Linked DNA regions of Homo sapiens: region 2 is linked to region 1. The links are chromatin loops, found by intact Hi-C in ENCODE. Cell type or tissue: sigmoid colon. All regions are shown on one strand. Links, peaks and the distances in the headings refer to the core of each region. The heading gives the core; the rest is flanking DNA.

The links. Peaks named below come from ENCODE experiments on the same cell type or tissue, not always from the same donor. Only the 100,000 strongest peaks of a DNase experiment are listed, where the experiment ranks them.
Region 2: a loop joins it to region 1, with 4 times the contacts of the local background. A loop is called at or near these places in 38 of 110 quality-filtered maps.

What each region holds. Positions count from the first base shown.
Region 1 is chr3:66,495,244-66,498,163 of GRCh38, forward strand. All of the region lies in intron 1 of LRIG1 (leucine rich repeats and immunoglobulin like domains 1), which reads right to left. Among named protein-coding and RNA genes, the nearest start is that of LRIG1, 4.3 kb to the right of the region's middle. RefSeq lists a silencer at 462-756. In sigmoid colon, for the core only: no CTCF peak of the experiment used is centred there; no DNase peak of the experiment used is centred there; H3K4me3 peaks cover 2,500 bases; H3K27ac peaks cover 839 bases.
Region 2 is chr3:66,423,770-66,426,689 of GRCh38, forward strand. All of the region lies in intron 3 of LRIG1 (leucine rich repeats and immunoglobulin like domains 1), which reads right to left. Among named protein-coding and RNA genes, the nearest start is that of LRIG1, 76 kb to the right of the region's middle. In sigmoid colon, for the core only: no CTCF peak of the experiment used is centred there; a DNase peak (open chromatin) is centred at 1,472; H3K27ac peaks cover 306 bases.

The DNA of each region.
Region 1 (2,920 bases), core at 328-2,827:
AGATATTTGCCCTTCCCTGCCTGGGAATTTTTCCTCCACCCGTCCTCCCTCCTGTCTCAAGACAATGCCATCAGCCTTTGAAACTGCATCCATTGTAAACAGCTCTGAATATTAACACGGCCCAGAGTTCTGTTCGCTTTTAAAAGACCCCCAGGGTTTCAAATTGCAGTCACTGAGGAGGGGGAACGTACCCAGTGAGTAAATGTCACATAGCTCATTCAAAAGGAATTGAAAGTTAGGCTTGCTCGTGAAACTTAAAGTCCTTCTACCTATGGGGTAGGTCAGAGGAATCCCTTTTATGTTTTAAACAAACGAGGAAAAGAAGAAAGAAAGACTCTGATACAACCAACATCCTTTACTGCATATAACAACTTTCAATTCAATGAATCCCTCTTCTAGATTTCCCTCTCCTGTGCATGCCACTTTTTAAATAACTATAGGCTATTTTAAACAACCTCCACCCAGCCTTCCTATCTAACAGACCTTCAGGGCTTTAGCAGGTGCACAGCACTGGGCCAGGTGCATTGTTAAGTCACACAAAACCCCAGTGCTCTCTCCTGCATTCCTGTCCACCCTGAAAGAGAGGAGGCTGAAGACTTTGCACCAAGGAGACACCCCTGCAGAAGCGGGAGAGGCCCTTTCATTGTGATCATGGTGTCTGAGGGAGAGAAAGGTCAGCCAGAGGCCGTCCCAATGGACTCAGGGAAGCTGCAGGGAGAACCCAGGCAAAGTAATTAACACTGGAGGGAGGAAAGCTTTCAGCTAACGGTGCAGAGCTGGGGAGATGGGACATGAGGACATCCACTAGGAACCAGCTCTCATCACACTACACTTAATTTTTCTTCATCTTTCTGAAGATGGTTCCGAGAATTACTGCTGATAATATGTTCAAAAGTCCAAAGTCTGTAAAATCTAGTAACCAAATATAATTATGCAAAGAGACAATACACTACTTTTTAAAACAGTCCCTTGAAAAGCGGGGCAGGAACAGTTCTGACATGTCCTAAAGGCAAGAGGGACATTGTGTGCCAATACACAGTTAATTTACATGGGGCGCTGGGAATCTCTGGACACTTCCTACTTTAGCAGTACTCAAAGAATAGATATTACGGCCACAATTTCATATCAGCAAGACTTAAACAGTGTGCCTTTTTCTCACGACAACCAATATTATTTGCCAGAAATCTCACCTTACTCAAAAAAAGTTGTCAGAGAGCTATCAACAGACAAGTTATCCCCCAACAAGAGGGAAGACACTTGTTGCAAAAGAAAAGGACTCTGAGCTCAAGCTAAAGTTCCCTGAAACTCTAAGAGCACTTGCACCTTTCAGACTGTATTCTTGGCAATTAACCTGTGTTTAAAATGCTCCCTATTCCAAACAACCCAGGTTCTTCCCTGTCCCACAAATCGGAAGACTTTTGTTTCAAAGTCTGTTGAGTTTAAGTGATATGGAGAAGGAAATATTTCAGGACCATCCATACAACAATCTACTTTAAAAAAAAAACATGAATCTCAGTTTAGGTTCCAGAACAATTTGGTGATCTGCACTTTAAACTTAATTTGCATAAACAGGATGGAAAGTATTTTCCAAACCCTTAATTCACAACACCCTGCACACCTGGGCCTTCCAGCACAGCTGTAAAATTTGAAAGACAAAGGCCCTCTTTGCTTCCCAACCACAATGGCAACCACAGTTGGTGTTTATTTTCTAAGGTAATCATAAGTACCACTTCTTTGCCAAAACTGGCAAGGTTAGATTTAAGCTAACTGATCTGGTATTGCAAACACATAGTACAAAGAGATCAAAATCAATAAACTCATCTTAATGTGGCTTAGGATAACCACACTTGGTATACACTTTTGTGAATATCCTTGCTTTAGAATGCTCTGTCATCTTCACTCCACACTGAGAACAAAAATCAGGGTTTGTTCTTCCTCTAGGCCTGCCTTCCTAATCCTAATCCCAATCCCAATGGGCTACCATTCAGCTCTCAGGACATTTAAACTAGCAACATTTTGTGACTAAACACTGCTGAAATTTACGGCACAGGTAAGAGTCTAAGGTAAACTGTATTTAATACTTCTTAAATAGCTTCTGAAGCCATGCTCTCAAAAATAATTTCAAAGAAAGCAAATATCTGAGTTCTAAGAAGTTCAACTTCTTCTCAGGTTCTGGGAAGTTGGAATAAGGCTTGGCAGTGGCTTGGTGCTATTTATGAATGTGCTAGTTGGACCATGCCAATCTCACCTACGTAATGGGCTGGGAGACTTAAATTATGGCTTGACTACTACAACTGTAAGTTATTGTGCTGAAAAGTTATCCTCAGGCCCCAAAAATGAACCGATTATCATTATCCATTCTGTTTCTTCTATTCACACTGCATTTACATTCACTATTTAAAAGTTTTATTTTTCTTATATCAGGCCTAGAAGCAACTTCCACATCAGACGCACTGTTTACAAAAAAAAAAAAAAAAAAAAAAAAGGTCCCATAAAGCCACAGGTCCTCTGCTATCTCAAACCCACAGCCTGAAGTTGTTTGAACTAGCTGCAGTAAATCCAGTTCATGGGTTTATAAACTAGCTCAAAGCATTTTCTAGACACCGTGGGCTTAGAGCGTGTAAACTTGGTGAAACTACAAGATATTTCATTATATCATATACAGACACTTTCTCCCCTAAAGTCTTGCTGAATCTTAGCCAGGAATACAAACCATATAAATACTCTTATGGAAATTCCAGAATAAGACTCACGGAGACTAATGATTTAAATTCAGAAGTCTGAAGTCTAGAAAAAAAGAACACATTTGCTTGATTTGTCCTTAATCAGAAATAAGAAAACTTCACAAATATTTTTCAAAGGATAGCCATTTTGCACTGCATACTGTGTTGCTACATACTAACCAGAAATCATGCTGCTC
Region 2 (2,920 bases), core at 295-2,794, 72 kb before region 1:
CAGCTATCCCACTCACAGGTGTGAACCTCAGAAGAGCCCCTCTGTAAAGTGATGTGTGAAGTTCATATGCCCCATGGGCTGATATGACCTGACACGTAACAACTGCTCAATAAAATGAGTTCTTGTTTTTAGTAGTCATGCTTGTGTCATCAGAGCCAGGCTAAGGATCTAGTCTGTAGGAGGTGCTCTGGAAAAAAGAATAAAATTAATGACTGGTTCTTGTCTACTCTTCTGACATATTTCAGTGCAAACAAGCAGCTCTGGCTCCCCTCTCAGGAACGAAGGGCTGACTCAGAGCTCTCACTCTTAACTTCAAGCATAAAAGAAGCCTGCTCCAGCTGGAGAGTGTCAAACCCAGCCACTGGGAAGACCCCACGTTTCAAAGCAAATCCCAGACTGCAACTTCTGCAGGATTCAGGGTGGCTAGACATCTGACAGATTCCCCAGCATCTGGATGACACCCCCCACCCCCACTCCCACAGCAAGTGGAACTGAGGCCACGTCCCTGACCCAAGCCCACCAAACCCCACCAACCCCACCATTCCAGAGGTAGCCTGCTGGTCTAAGATACCCTCTCTAGGTCTCCCCCCCATGAAGGTTAGAGTAAACAGCTGGCATTCAAACCCCTGCAGGGAAGCCTTCCCACCTCCTGCCTGAGAGTTGATGCCATGGAAACGTGTCTGCTGCCCTCGCTCAACCCGGCATTCCACCTTCAGGAAACTATCCATGTTTTCAATTCCACATGCAAACCCAAGTGGTCATCATTTTCACTCCTTTAACATAACTAACTGCACAGTTCCCAAGAAGATCCATACCTCTTTTTATTGCCTCTCAACAGCTGACCAATTAATGAACACCTATTATATACACAGTAGATCCTGGGCAAAGCATCAATGCCATCACACAGCAATCTAACAAGGTAGGTACTATTATCTTTATAGGCAGCCCCTGACTTACGATGGTTCAGCTTAACGATTTCTGGACTTCACAATGGTGCAAAAGCTATACACATTCAATAGAAATTGTACTTCAAGTACCCATAAAACCATTCTGTTTTCCACTCAGTGTTCAATAAATTATAGGAGATATTCAAAACTTTATTATAAAATGGGCTTTGTGTTAGATGATTCTGCCCAACTGTGGACTAATATGAGTGTTCTGAGCACATTTAAGGTAGACTAGGCTAGGTTGTGGTATTCAGGAGGTTAGAGGTATTAAATGCATTTTTTGCTTAATGATATTTTCAACTTAGGATGGGTTTATCTGGACATAACTCCATTGTCAGTTGAGAAGCATCTATACTTAGGCAATTGAAGAAATTGAGGCTCAGAAGTCTGCTGGAGCTTGCCCAAGGTCACACAGCTGGGAAGCAAGAGGAGCCGGGATGCAAGCCCAGGGAAGCATGACCCTATCTAGCCCGTCCGAGAGGCTCTCCTGGCAGAACTTTAAGGGCACTGGCCCAGATTCCACCCATAAACTTCCAAAGCTTGGCTAAATCTGAACATTAGCTGGCCATTTCTCAGTCAACTCAGCCTGTTCTACGTAGCTTGGCCTCGGCCAGGTGGCCCAGCTCTCATACAAGCTTCCCAGAGTCCTGTGTGAGAAGCAAATGTGCACAGGACTTCATGTGACAGAATCTCAGCAAATAAGGCAGATAAAGCTCAAGTTTTTACTTTGAATGTTCTGGATGGAAAGAAAAGGGCAGTTTCTTTGAGATCTTGAAAGATCTGCCATCGAGGGAGGAAGGAGTATCTTTATTGTTAGGGAAGGTAAGCTGCAAAGGGATCCACTTAAGTTTACAAAAAAGGGTGAGGATGGTGCAAGGCAAGAGGACAGTGTTGTGCTAGGAACAGTTCTTATTGGCCTCATCAAAGGAACAGCGCAGCCTTTCTCTGCAACCAGACAAAACCAGTGATTCTGCACTTATGGGGACCGGGGGAAGTGTGTGGTGGCCAGGTCACGTGGCATTCGCCTCCATCCACAGTGTCAGTTTACCCCTTGGGCTGCCCTCTGGAGCGAGGAGAACTTAATACAGCAGAAGTCTATTAAACCAACACCTGTTAAAGGCTTCAAAAATAAAATCAGTCTTCAAAGGCGGAAAGCAGGCAAGATAAGCTCTCCCCAGTTGGCTACATTTTCAGAGCTGATGTTAAATTAGACAGTGAAACAGATGGAGGCATTTGAAACCAACATTTAAAACTTTTTCTCATAAGTGATTGTTCCACTACAGTTCTGTGAAAGCCTGGTTTACAAGGTATTCCCGTTAGTGGTGGAAAAGATCTCATGTCACAGATAACAGCCAGGAAGAAAGGGCAAGGAGATCAAAGGCAGTTGGGACAAGGTGGGTCAAGTGGGTAATTTCTGACCCCTGAAATTATGCACCTATTTTCTACACCAGGGGCCAGCAAACTTATTCTACATTGGGCCAGATGGTAAATTTTTAGGCTTTGTGGGTCATACTGTCTCTGTCATGACCACTCAGTTCTGCTGTTATAATGTAAAAGCAGCCAGACAATATGTAAATGAATGAGTGTGGCTATGTTCCAATAAAACTTTATTTACAAAAACAAGCAGTGGGCCAGGATTGGGACCACTGTCTGTGGTGTGCTGACCCTGTCAACCCTATGGCAACCAGTTTGTGTTTCTTGGGGTGCAGAGACCCAGACTCTAATTCTTGCTGTCATGCAATTTTGGAACCATGTATAAATCACTCTTTCTCTACCTCGTTTAACCACCTGCAAAATAAGGAAATACCTCTTAACTGCAGAGAGAAAACTTTCCCATTGTCCCTCCAGTGCCCATGTCAGACATCACTAATCACAGTCTTTTCTGCCAATGTCTTTTCTACCTCTTCAGAAAGTGAAATGGAACATAAGTCTCTCTACCACTGTTATGTTCCTCAAGAGATCAACCAGGTTCC